2 separate regions of the Homo sapiens genome follow, and region 2 is linked to region 1. The links are chromatin contacts, found by Hi-C or POLR2A ChIA-PET in ENCODE. All regions are on one chromosome and are shown on one strand. Each heading gives the region's core, a stretch centred on a gene start or an enhancer-like site at or near the end of the contact. The rest is flanking DNA. Distances are from core to core; before and after follow the strand shown.

Region 1 (6,193 bases), core at 3,691-6,190:
GAAGTATCTGTTCAAATCTTTTGCCCAGTGTGGTTTTTTTTTTTTTTTTTTTTTTTTTTTGAGACAGGGTCTTGCCCTGTCATGCAGGCTGGAGTGAAGTGGCGCGATCTCAGCTGACTGCAACCTCTGCCTCCTGGGCTCAAGTGATCCTTTCATCTCAGACTCCCGAGTAGCTGGGACCACAGGAATGCATCACCACACCCAGCTAATTTTTTTATTTTTTGTAGAGACGCAGTTTCGTCATGTTGCTGAGGCTGGTCTTGAACTCCTGAGCTCAAGCAATTTGCCAGCCTCGGCCTCCCAAAGTGCTGGGATTGTAGGTGTAAGCCACTGTGCCCAGCCTTACACAGATTTTTAAGATTGAGTTGTTGACCTTCTTCTTATTTATTGTTTTAGAGACAGGGTCTCGCTCTGTCACCTAGGCTGGAGCACAGTGGCACAATCATACCTCACTGAAACCTCCCAACTGCTTCACTCAAGCACTCCTGCTGTCTCAGCTTCCCAAGTAGCTGGGACTACAGAGGTACACCATCATGTCTGGCTAATTTTTAAATTTTTTTAGTTGAGACAGGGGTCTCACTATGTTGCCCAGGCTGGTCTCAAACTCCCAGCTTCAAGCAATCCTCCCACCTCGGCCTCCCAAAGTGCTGGGAATACAGGCTTGGGCCACCGTGCCTGGCCCCTTCTTATTGAACTGTGAGTGTTCTTGTTATATTCTAGATTAGGTCCTTGGTCTGACATATATTTTGCAAATTTCTTCAGTCTATGTCTTGCCCTTTAAATTTTGTAGCAACATCTGTCCCTTACACAACTTCATTTGTCTTCATAGCCTCATCACGCCCTGACACCCGGGTTCACTGTCCATTTCCCCACCCACTACGCTGTGAATGGCAGATGGACCTGACAGCAGTAACTTAAGCATACCCTGAAAATGACCCTTTGGTCTAAGAAGAAAGTGTGTTTGGAGTCTTGAGCTAAGGAATCTGGGAGTGGCCAACTAGGAGTCTCACTTCTTTTCTATGAAGAGATCTGAACCCCTGGCCTGTTGGTCCCTTGGAATGCAGGCCGTACAGGGGATCCAGGCCCTTTGTTGTGGCTTAAATGGAGGTTGCTAGGTGGAGAGGGCTCCACAAAAATTGCTATATAAATTGCATGCTTTTTACAAATGATAGTGTTTCTCCTGTCCAGGCCACTGCCACTGGATCACTTTTGTATCTAAGTCCTCAATAAACTCCATGTCTCATTCACTGGCTCTGGGTCTCTTCTTCGGCCTCTTGGACATGGTGCCATTCTTATTGGAGTCAATAGGGGCCTGGCGCACCATGTTGTCAGCTCCACGAGGGCAGTGCTGGTTTTCCCGCTATGTCCTCGGCTCCTTACACAGCGGGTGTTCAGCAGATATTGTTCAGTGCTCCTGCCAGTCCTCCCGGACATGGCGTGTCTTGGTGGCAGGTGACATGGACTGGTGAGTGGAGACCTCAGAGCAGCCTGTTGCAAAACTTCCAGGCCAGCAGTAAGGGGTCCTGAGCTGGGGCACGGGTGGGGTCTGGGGAAAGGAGACGAGCTGACGGAGAAGGAGGGCCAGAGAGACTTTTCCAAGGTGCAGGCTCCCCTCTTCCCTTCCCCTGCCTGCCATACACACCCCGCCTGCTGCTCAGCAATGGCATCACAGCCCCTCCTGCCAGCCTGCCCGGATGCAGGGAGCAGCAGGAGAGTTTCTACAGGAAATAGACATGGGCATGGGTGGCATGTGGGGAGGCTCTAAAAGGCTTGATTAGCTCCTTTACCATGAGTGTGTTTACAGCATGTATGTGTAATGACACACACAGTGTGAGGGTGTATATTGCATGGTGCGTGTTATCTCTGTGGGGTGTGTTCTTGTACACCGGTGCAGGGCATATATGTGTTATGATGTGGGTTTGTCCAGAGAATAAAGCAACAACTTCCTCTCCAGGATGGGAGGACTGTTATGTGGTCTCTGGTGTCCTTTCTGTCCATTCTTTAGAGCATCCCACCAGGGACCCTGCCTGTGAATCTGTTGGCTCTCTCTTTTCTGACAGTGCAAAACAAAGCTCCTTCTGCAGCCAGACAGACCCTGGCAGCAATTCCAAGCAGATGCCCACTTACCAGCTCGGACTAGTTGCTCTAACGCCTCTGAGCCTGTTTTTTGGTCTGTTAAAGGAGATTAATAACACCTACCACGCAGGGTGGCAGCGACAGTGAGGAAAGGTATGCCTATGAAGAGCTTAGAATAGCGCCTGACACACAGTAGGTGCTCAATTCACAGTAGTGTATATGCCCACACACAGGTATGTACATTCCAAATGCACCAACGCCCCTCAAGATACCCTCAATACACAAATAGATTGAGTCTGGGCTGGATGCGGTGGCTCATGCCTGTAATCCCAGCACTTTGGGAGGCTGAGGTGGGAGGATCACTTGAGCCCAGGAGTTCAAGACCAGCCTGGACTGGTGGAGACATGGTGAGACTCTGTCTCCATGAAAAATAATTAAAAATTTAAAAAATATATTTTAATTTGAAAACTTTTAAAAAGGAAAGATATGGACTAGGTCTGGTCGCTGGGCTCCTGACGACAAGGCTTGCTGTGCACATACATCTTCATTAGTGTGAGCTGTGCTCACGTCGGCTGCGTGGAGGCTGGGACAGACACGGACACCCCACAGTGCCCAGTGATGTGTCACACCCACACATCAGCACCACGCTGACCTCTTGCCAACCTGCCATATCTGCCCCCTTATCTACTCAGAATGGTCAAGGTGCCCAGGGGGCAGTGTCTCTCAGTAATTTTCCACAACCTGAGAAAAAGCTGTGTTTCTCTCAGATGTGGGGAAAAGGGGAGCCCTTGTTCCTGAGGCATCCTTCCTGCTGTCCTTGCTCTTGTAAGGCTGACTGGCTGAGTTTTTGGGTGGAGGGGCTGAGGCTCCCAGCCTATCTCAGATGGTGCTGAATGTGGCTGGAGGTTACGATTGCTTTGGTCCCACCACCCCTCAGAGGATGCCCTGCGCAGAGTCTTGGGTCTGACTGACCTCGGCAGCACCCAGCCCATAAGGTCCTGTTAATCAAAATCCTTGCTGGGGCCTGGGAGCTCCATGAGGGAAGGGGCCACATCTCCCACAGGTCTCGGGCTTCAGCACCCAGTACAGGAGCAGGTGTTCATGAACTGAATTATATATCTTTTGCATTAAAAAAAATTTTTTTTGAGACAGAGTCTCGCTCTGTTGCCCGGGCTGGAGTGAAGTGGCATGATCTCAGCTCACTGCTGCCTCTGCCACCCGGGTTCAAGTGATTCTCCTGCCTCAGCCTCCCGAGTAGCTGGGATTACAGGTGTCCGCCACCACGCCCGGCTAATTTTTGTATTTTCAGTAGAGATGAGGTTTTGCCAGGTTGCCCAGGCTGGTCTGGAACTGCTGACTTCAGGTGATCCACCTGCCTCAGCCTCCCAAAGTGCTGAGATTACAGGCGTGAGCCACCGGCCTTTTTTTGCATTTAAGTCGCACCTCCAGGGGTTGGGGAGCTGTATGCAGTGGTGGTTACATGTGTGGGCTGAGGCATGGAACTACACAACCTCTTGGGCCTGAGCTTCCCCTTGTTAAACTGGAATAACAATGAAGACGCCTTCCTCATAGGGTTGTTCCAAGAACACCATGAAGGAACGCATGCAAAGTGCTCAGGGAGTGCCTGACCCCACATACAGAGCACCCAGGGGCTGCCCTCTTCATCCCAGAGTCACTGCTCCCACTGTTTTCTGGGCTCTGGCCCCCCCTAAAATTTCACAGGCCGCTAACACAACACTACCTTCTGTCACAAAATGAGAGCTTTCTGGTGGGCTAGGGTAGGGGGAGATATTAACAGCCAACTTTAAAATCAGGCAGGAAAAAAAGGTGCCAAGGAGACAGGAAGTAATAAATGACTCCAGGTTGGGCAGGGCAGGCTGGGAAGAGGAAGTGGATTGGGTCTTGTTTAGGTAAAAGACTTCAGTGGCAGACAAAGGAGGAGTAATAAGATCGCTAGGGGGCCCGTGCCCAGCCCACCCACGCACAATCTCAGTCCTCGCAATACCCACAAGGTAGGTGCTAGGATCACACCCTTTACGGACGCGGCACCTGCGACAGGGATGCGCGAGGAGTCAGGGGGCCTCGCCGGATCGAACCTAAGCTGGGGAAGAGTATTTCTTGTATTTTTAGGAGAAATTCTCAGCCTCGGGGAAGAGTATTTCTTGATGAGGGAAGAGCGCGGGGAAGACACTCACGCACGCACAAACATGTGGGCGGCCATGGTGTGCCCAGCGCCGTGCTGGCTTCTGGGAACCCCCAGTGGACAAGACGGACAAGGTACCGGCTCTCAGGGGAAGTGGGAGCCAGTCACAAGCGTACCTAATTTCGGAGAGTGACAAGTACTCTGAAAAAGAAAGAAGGTAGGGCTGGTGACTGGCCAATTTAAGCGGGCAGGAGTCTGCTGGGGGACGGAGACCAGCCTCAGGTCTGGGTTGGGGACAGAAGCTGTGCCTAAGTGTGGTGCAGGATGCAGTTGCAAAGGAGCGCTTCCGATCGCACTTGATGCTCGCCACGTCCCTGCAAAGTGCTCCCGCCCCCTTTCTGCAAATGAGGAAACGGGACGCGCGGCTCGCCGGGCCAGGTAGGGCTAGGACGCGGACTCTAGGCCCAAGCGCTCCCCAGCGCAAGCCCTCCCCCGCACATCCGACCGCGCCTGCGCTGGAGACCCCGGGGGCGTGGCCTCCCCGGTGGGCGGGACCGTGGTCACCGAGGTGGGCGGTGCCAGAGGATCTGGCGGCGGGGCGGGGCGGGGCGCGCGTCCTGGCTTCGCCCTTCCCCGGGGCGGGGCCTCCGGGGACCGCGGGGCCGTTGGTTTCGGGACGGAACGTTCACGCGGCTGGGGCGGGCGCGCGGGGGAAGGGTTTGCGGCGGCGCCGCTGCCGGCTAACGCGGAGGGGCGCCTGGAGGCGGCGTGGCGTCCGCTCTGGCTCCGACTCCGGCTCTCGCTCTCGCTTCTAGCCCGCGTGCCTGCGCAGTCCCCTCCCCGAGAACCATCCCCTTGCCCCGCCCAGCGTCAGGGGTGCGCGGCCGCCGAGAGACCCCGGAGGCGTAGCCGGCTGCGGAGGCGAAGAGGTGGCAGCGCGAGCTGGGACCAGCGTCTCGGAGGCGCCGCAGGTGAGGGGGCGGGGCGGGCCCGCGGTCCCTGCATCCGGAGCCCCTGGGGACCCCGAGATCCTCAGGATCCGCCCCGGCCCCGGGGCCACCCCAGGACTCCCTCTCAGCTCTTCCCCTGGAGCCCCTGCCCCCGAGACCCCCTCAGGATCCGCCCTGCCCCTCCAGGCCCGCGAACCCCGAAACTCCAAGATTTTCTCTGGACTCCGAGACCCCCTGAGGACCCCGGCCGCTAGTGGGCCCTGAGAACTGTTGGTTCCGGAAACTCTCGAGGTTCCCTTGGGACTTGCTTCCAGCAACCTCCTCAGAAGCCCCCAGGCCCGGGGCATCTTCCTGTGGGGAGCCGTGGTTCCCAGTGTCCTTAGCCCCGCGAGACCCCGGGTCCCCGTGCCGCCCACCCTGAGGCTCCCTCTCCGACCTGATCTCAGGGCTAGGTTTCTCCAACTTGAGGTCCCTGGACCTGCGGGGCGTGGGTGGAAGTGTTCCCAGGTCTGGTGATAACTTAAGACGGTAACAGCGCGCCCGACGACCACCTCCTAAGCTGTGGTCCCCGCGCCTGCAGGTGCAGGGCCGGGTTTAAGTTTTAATGTTCTGCTGAGACTCAGGTGGCCCCACAGGACAGTCTATAGAGCAGGAGACCTGAGGTGGCCGAGGGCGGCCGAACCGGGGAGGGAGCGAGTTAGGGCACATGGGGACGCTTTTAGGTTGTCTCCTCCTTAATTTTTTCATTCAAGGAACTAACATTTTGTTTTTGAATGCCTGATAGGCTCCAGGAATTGACACTGGAAATAGAGATGAGACGGTCCCTGCTGTCAGGGCCTAGGGACCTGGGGCATAAGACAAGTAGGTCGTTTTTATCTGGAGGAAGCTGTGTCGTCGCTGGCAGGGAACCCATCTGGGTGGGCATGGGATTCTGGGAAGGGGTGGGTGTTAAGGAGGGCGTCTTAGGAGTCGTGGGGAGGAGATGCTAAGCAGCAGGTGAGCTGATTCTTGAAGGTTGAGCTAG
Region 2 (6,253 bases), core at 1-2,500, 1.5 Mb after region 1:
CCCTGGGGCCTTCTGAGCCCTACTAGGAGAGGATTCTAGGAGAGTAGGACGCCTTGCACATAGTAAGTACTAAGTCAATGTTACTTACCAGTAAATGAAGAGGCATGGGAAATTGTTATTATTTTTGAGACGGAGTTTCGCTCTGTCGCCCAGCCTGGAGTGCAGTGGCACGATCTGGGCTCACTGCAAGCTCTGCCTCACGGGTTCACGCTATTCTCCTGCCTCAGCCTCCAGGGAAATTCTTAATCAGAAAATATGTCTTAGATTTTTGTTTTAAAAGAGAACTGGCAGGAGCTCCAAATACACTAAAGCTCCAGTCTGAAATGACAGTCCCTGAGCATTCAATCTTTGGTCTAAGAAGCACAGAAATGTAATGCAAACCAGACACGGTTTTTTTAGTGATTTTCTGCACACACACACACACACACACACACACACAGTAAAAAGATCTAGTCATAACGTGTGCACCTGCAGTTCCAACTACTGGGGAGGGTGAGGCAGGAGGATCACTAGAGGGCAGGAGTTCGAGACTAGCCTGGGCAACATAGCAAGACACCCACCCCCAGTCCCCCCCGGAAAAAAAGAATAAAAAAGGTAAAAATAATTTTAAAAAGAGTAAAAGGAATGTAAAAATAATTTTAATGCATTTTATTTAATCCAATACATTAAAAATGTTACCTAACATGCAAACAATATACAAATTATTTTATACGACGTCTTTGGAATCCTGTATTTTACACGTAAAGCGCATCTCACTCCGGACTAGCCAGGTTTCAAGCACGTGATAGCCGCACAAGGCTGGAACCCAGGCCTGGGGAATTAATTCTTGTCCTCGGTGCTCAAACCATTCTTCCCTTCAAGCCTGGCCTAATCCCCAGTCTCTCTCATCTCTTCGAATACGCTCCGCGGTTATGCCCCTCACCTCACTGCACTGCAAATATTTCGTCCACTGAGTATTTGCTGATCGTCACTCAGTGCCGGGTGACCCAGCTTGACCAGCACCCGCAGCCGCCCTGCCACTGTTGGGCCGGGTATGGTGTGTCTGGCTTCCCTCTGTTCTGGGCCGGCTCCGAAACGCGCTCAAGAGAAATCGGAATCAGACACGGGGCAGTTCAGCTTTGGAAATGAGGAGCTCGAGGCTCCTGGGAGTCCGTTGCGGGCAGGTGGGCGCCGCTGTTGTGTCGGGAGAGCCAGGAGCGACAGACTCAAACTCAGAAACCCAACCACCTCCGCTCCCTCCGCGATGCGTGTAACGTGCGTTGCGCGGCGTCGCCCTTTAATAACGACGGGCGCTCGGAGTGCTGCGTCACTCGCCACCAGGGACTTAGGCGGGACTTCCGGGCGCGCGTAGGCACAACTTCCGGAAGGAGGCGGAAGAGCTTCTCGGCTCTAGGCTCTGGAGTCCCGGGAGCAGTGAGGGGCCACCCGGGGCACAGGAAAGGGCCGCTAGGGGAGGGCCGGGTGCACTCGGGGTGTCTGGGCCGCGGGTCTGAGGGATGAGGAGGGGCCATGGCCAGCGACGGGGCCAGGAAGCAATTCTGGAAGCGCAGCAACAGCAAGCTCCCGGGCAGGTGGGTGTGCCGCGGAGGGCCAGGTCGGGGTCAGGGGTCAGAGGTCAGGTGGCCGCGTTGGCCTCCTGGGCTGCGGGTGGAGTCGGGGGTCTGGAGAGGGCAACTTGGACTCTGAGGAGACTGCTGGATGGTGTGACGGGCGTTGGGGGGCTCGGAGGTCGGAGCGTGGGGTCTGGGGGTGACAGTGGCTGCACGTAGGATCGAGGCTTGCAAGGACGAGGAGGAGCTATTGGCGTTTTTCCTGACACTGGCAGGCTTCTTTCCGAGAAACTCCTGGGCTCCTTGGGGAGGCTGGAAGGAACTGATTCGGGTCATGCTGTGAAGTTTGGTGGAGTCCGGAAGCTGGCCGGGCTGAGGCCCCCCGTCTGCTGGGTGGATCAGTTTCTGCAGGGGGTGTGGTGTTTTTGACCCACTTGATTTGCCTGTGGTCTCTTGAGGGCTGCGGCTCTTGCCTTGAGCATAGAAGAGGACTAGAGTTTCCCTGTGAGTTTCCATGTTTCTGCTTGCTGGTGTCAAAACCACCTCCTATGTTGTGTTAGCAGGAAGTTTTTTTTTTTTTTTTTTTTTTTTTTTTTTTTTTCTTCGGCTGGAATGACCTGGGTACACCCTAGATGCTATACAGCTCCAGAGCTCCAGAGTCCTTGTCTGATTGCTGTGGCGCTGAGCTATGCCAGGGCCCTAGGGAATGAGACATTACGTGGAGGGTACCTAGGATAAAATCAGCCACTGGTGAAAACAGATCAGAGATAAGCAAACGTCAAGATTTCAGAACATAGTTCTGTTCCAAAGCTGAAGTCTGGAATGCTGAAAATTATGAATTGTGTTACGAAGATAAGTCTGAGTAGAATCATTCATAAACACAGTAAAATGGTTTGTACTCCTGTTTCATAATAAATATTATTGTTTGAGTGTTTGAATGATAAACTTTGGAATTTACTGCATCCAGTTAGAAAAGTTTACTTTTGGCCAGGTGTGGCGGCTCACGCCTGTAATCCCAGCACTTTGGGAGGTCGAGGTGGACAGATCACCTGAGGTCAGGAGTTTGAGACCAGCCTCACCAACATGGAGAAACCTAGTCTCTACTAAAAATACAAAATTAGCTGGGCATGGTGGCACATGCCTGTAATCCTGGCTACTTGGGAGGCTGAGGCAGGAGAATCACTTGAACCTGGGAGGTGGAGGTTGCAGTGAGCCGAGATCGTTCCATTGCACTCCATCCTGGGCAATAAGAGCGAAACTCTGTCTCAAAAAAAAAAAGGAAAGTTTACTTTTAAGAGTGATCTGGGGGTTAGCAGCGTGAGTTACTGACAGCTCAGACAGTGGCTTTGAGAATGAAGGGAGTCATCAAAGGTGGCCGGAGACCCTATTCGACTCCACAGGACCGTGCTTGATTCGAGAACAGTAAGACCTTTCAACAAAACCAGTGTCAGGGTCCAAGGTGAGTGAAGATTCTGGAATGGTGGTGGGTAGGAGGTCCTGGTAGTGACAGGAACAAATGCTGTAGAACATAAGAGTCCAGGGAAGAGGAGCCACATGACAGTGTAACTTTTATGTGTTACTTTTAGGTCTTAAGGTTTTGGTTCCTCATCAGTCTAAACTCTAATTCTTAATCAGCTTAGATGTAAGAATAACAGAGCTGCTGTGTGGAGTTACAGCAGTGACTCAACCTTTGGATTGAAGGCTGTGGCTCTTGGTAATTTGTCCTTATACTGAGTTGAATTTATGTCCATCTGGAAACTATGGATGTGACATTTGGAAATAGGGTTTTTGCACAAGTAATCAAGGTAAAATGAGGTCATACTGGATGAGGGTGGGCCTTAGTTCGTCAACTAGTATTTTTATAAAAAGAGGGAAATTTGAATACAGAGAGACACACACAGGGAAATGGCCCTATGGAGACAGAAACAGAGATTGGAATAGTACATTTACAAGCCAAGGAAAGCCAGGGGTTGCTGGCAGCCACCAGAAGCTAGAAGAGGCAAGGAAGGATGCTCACCTAGAGACTTGACAGAGAGCATGGCCCTGCAGATGACCACTTGATTTTGGGTTTTTGGCGTTTAAAACTGAGAGAGAATAAGTGTCTGTTGTGTTAAGCCATTCAGTTGGTGGTAATTTGTTATGGCAGCCACAGGAGACTAATACAGTCTCCAGCTTTCTTCTGTGTGAACCTGAAATACCGAACACCAGCTTTCCTTTTCCTCTGACTTTGATGCTATTCTGTGTCTTAGGCACTTTTGAGAGCAGCTTCTGTATTACCTTTGTGAAGTTGGAGTCTTGGAGAGTTCGAGGCTGTCACTGAAGAGGGCAGAAGAAGAAGGAGAGGTTGGGTGCACCAGGAAGGCCTGTGAAGCCTCTGTGTCTCCCATCCGTCTTGTGGCTCAAGCCTCTGGCAGTGCTGCTCTTTCAGGTGGCAGGCTGGAACTCTTCCCTGAAGGAGGAGTCACAGAGGGGTGCCCGTTTTCCTATCAGTAGTGGTGATTGGTCACTAGCTGCGTATTTATTTAGTCCACACCTATGCAAGCACAGTGCTAGTGGAGATCCTAGCCAGGTTCCTGTGGCTTTGGCAGCTCTTTCAATTGTTTCCCATGATTGTTTTCTTTCTTTTTTTGTTTTTGTTTTTGTTTTTGTTTTTTTTGAGATGGAGTCTCACTGTGTTGCCCAGGCTGGAGTGCAGTGGTGTGATCTTGGCTCACTGCAACCTCTGCCTCCCAGGTTCAAGTGATTCTCCTGTCTCAGCCTCCCAAGTAGCTGGGATTACAGGCGCCCACCAGCACGCCTGTCTGTTTTTTTGTATTTTTAGTAGAGATGGGGTTTCGCCATGTCGGCCAGGCTAGTCTCGAACTCCTGACCTCAGGTGATCCATCCACCTCAGCCTCCCAAAGTGCTGGGATTATAGGCGTGAGCCTCCATGCCTGGCCTTGTTTTCCTCCTTTTTTTTTTTTTTTTTCTGAGACAAGAGTCTCTCTCTGTAGTCCAGGCTGGAGTGCAGTGGCATGATCTCAGCTCACTGCTACCTCCACCTCCTGGGTCCCGGTTGAAGCAGTTCTCCTGCCTCAGCCTCCTGAGTAGATGGGATTATAGGCACTGGCCACCACGCCCAGCTAATTTATGTGTGTGTGTGTGTGTGTGTGTGTGTGTGTGTGTGTGTGTGTGTGTGTATTTTTTTTGAGACGGAGTCTCACTCTGTTGTCCAGGCTGGAGTGCAGTGGTGCGATCTCGGCTCACTGCAAGCTCCGCCTCCCGGGTTCACGCCATTTTCCTGCCTCAGCCTCCCGAGTAGCTGGGACTACAGGCGCCTGCCACCACACCTGGCTAATTTTTTATATTTTTGGTAGAGACGGGGTTTCACCGTGCTAGCCAGGATAGTCTCGATCTCCTGACCTTGTGATCCTCCTGCCTCGGTCTCCCAACGTGCTGGGATTACAGGCTTGAGCCACTGTGCCCGGCAATTTTTGTATTTTTAGTAGAGATGGGGTTTCACCATGTTGGCCAGGCTGGTCTTGAACTCCTGATCATGTGATCCACCAGCTTCAGCCTCCCAAAGTTCTGGGATTACAGGCGTGAGCCACCACACCCAGCCTTGTTTTCCTCTTTGTTTTTGAGTGCAGCCCTCATCTCAAGGAAACTCAGGAGGAAGACTACACCCACTGTACAATACAAGACTAGTAAGGGATCTTTCAGATAGTTCAACTCTTTTTTATTTTTGAGATGGAGTCTCGCTCTGTCGCCCAGACTGGAGTGCAGTGGTGTGATCTAGACTCACTGCAATCACTGCCTCCCGGGTTCAAGTGATCTTCCTGCCTCTGCTGCCAAAGTAACTGGGATTACAGGCGCCCACCACCATGCCCAGCTAATTTTTTTGTATTTTTAGTAGAGATGTGGTTTCAACATGTTGGTGTGGATGGTCTCGATCTCTTGACCTCATGATCCGCCCGCCTTGGCCTCCCCAAGTGCTGAGATTCCAGGCATGAGCCACCGTGCCCGGCCCACACCTCCTGTTTTTATGCAGCCTGAACTAAAGTCCCCCTTTTTTGCATCAAACTCAGTGTTGTTGGTGCCTCTGGCTTCCTGTTCTCCCTGGTATGTGCTTGCTTTCACTAGTGAGATCCACAGGTTTAGGAAAAGTATCTTTCTCATTCTTGCATTGTCAGTACCGATACCTGGTGTTTATTCCGAACTATCTCCTCGATTAGCCTGGAGAGTGAGTGGTTTGGCCAGGGCTATAAACTGCAGGAGAGGTGGTCTTGCTGGTAGACCCTCGGTTTATGCACACCCTGGTCCTTAGGTTGCATATGTGGCTGACGCTTTCCTAGAAACTTTGTTTCTGGATGAGCCAGGATGTGTGGTGTGGTAGATAGACCCTCCTAGTCAGAGGACTAGGAGTTGGTGGTCCAGATTTTAACTTTCTTTTTCCGGTAGTGGTCTTCACCAAGTTACCTCTGGGGCCATCAGTGTCTGTATCTGTAGCACAAAGCGGTTGAGTTTGGTTTAAGTAGCTATGGCAAATGGGGAGATATCTTTGGCTTAGCACGATTCTCTTTGAGGAGAAAAGAATGGGCTTCTTGGACCAGTTTTGAGAATTTGATGATTTGCTGATCCAGCAAATATGTATTCAACCCATAGTATGTGTTAGGAACAGCCCCAGGTGCTGGAGATAATATTAGTGAACAAAATAGACCTAG

The links. Hi-C counts contacts between places; a loop is a spot of excess contacts on that map. ChIA-PET counts read pairs that join two places held with the same protein, here RNA polymerase II (POLR2A). Pooled maps may share reads with other maps.
Region 2: a loop to region 1 is called in a map with no recorded cell type, with 10 times the contacts of the local background. The contact joins the promoter of TBC1D22A-DT here to the promoter of FAM118A in region 1. A Hi-C loop is called at or near these places in 2 of 37 single-sample maps with no recorded cell type and 8 of 50 pooled maps. POLR2A ChIA-PET finds 5 or more read pairs at or near these places in 1 of 52 experiments (OCI-LY7).

What each region holds. Positions count from the first base shown.
Region 1 is chr22:45,304,994-45,311,186 of GRCh38, forward strand. FAM118A (family with sequence similarity 118 member A) reads left to right here and starts at 4,941. Exons shown (of 9, transcript NM_017911.4): 1 at 4,941-5,190. RefSeq lists a silencer at 4,607-5,286 and an enhancer at 6,003-6,193.
Region 2 is chr22:46,761,278-46,767,530 of GRCh38, forward strand. It overlaps TBC1D22A-DT (TBC1D22A divergent transcript), which reads right to left and starts at 1,251. Exons shown (of 1, transcript NR_186691.1): 1 at 634-1,251. It overlaps TBC1D22A (TBC1 domain family member 22A), which reads left to right and starts at 1,373. Exons shown (of 13, transcript NM_014346.5): 1 at 1,373-1,571. The coding sequence starts at 1,510. RefSeq lists enhancers at 420-1,254, 991-1,120, 1,821-1,900, 2,831-2,900, 2,941-3,020 and 1 more and a silencer at 2,021-2,080.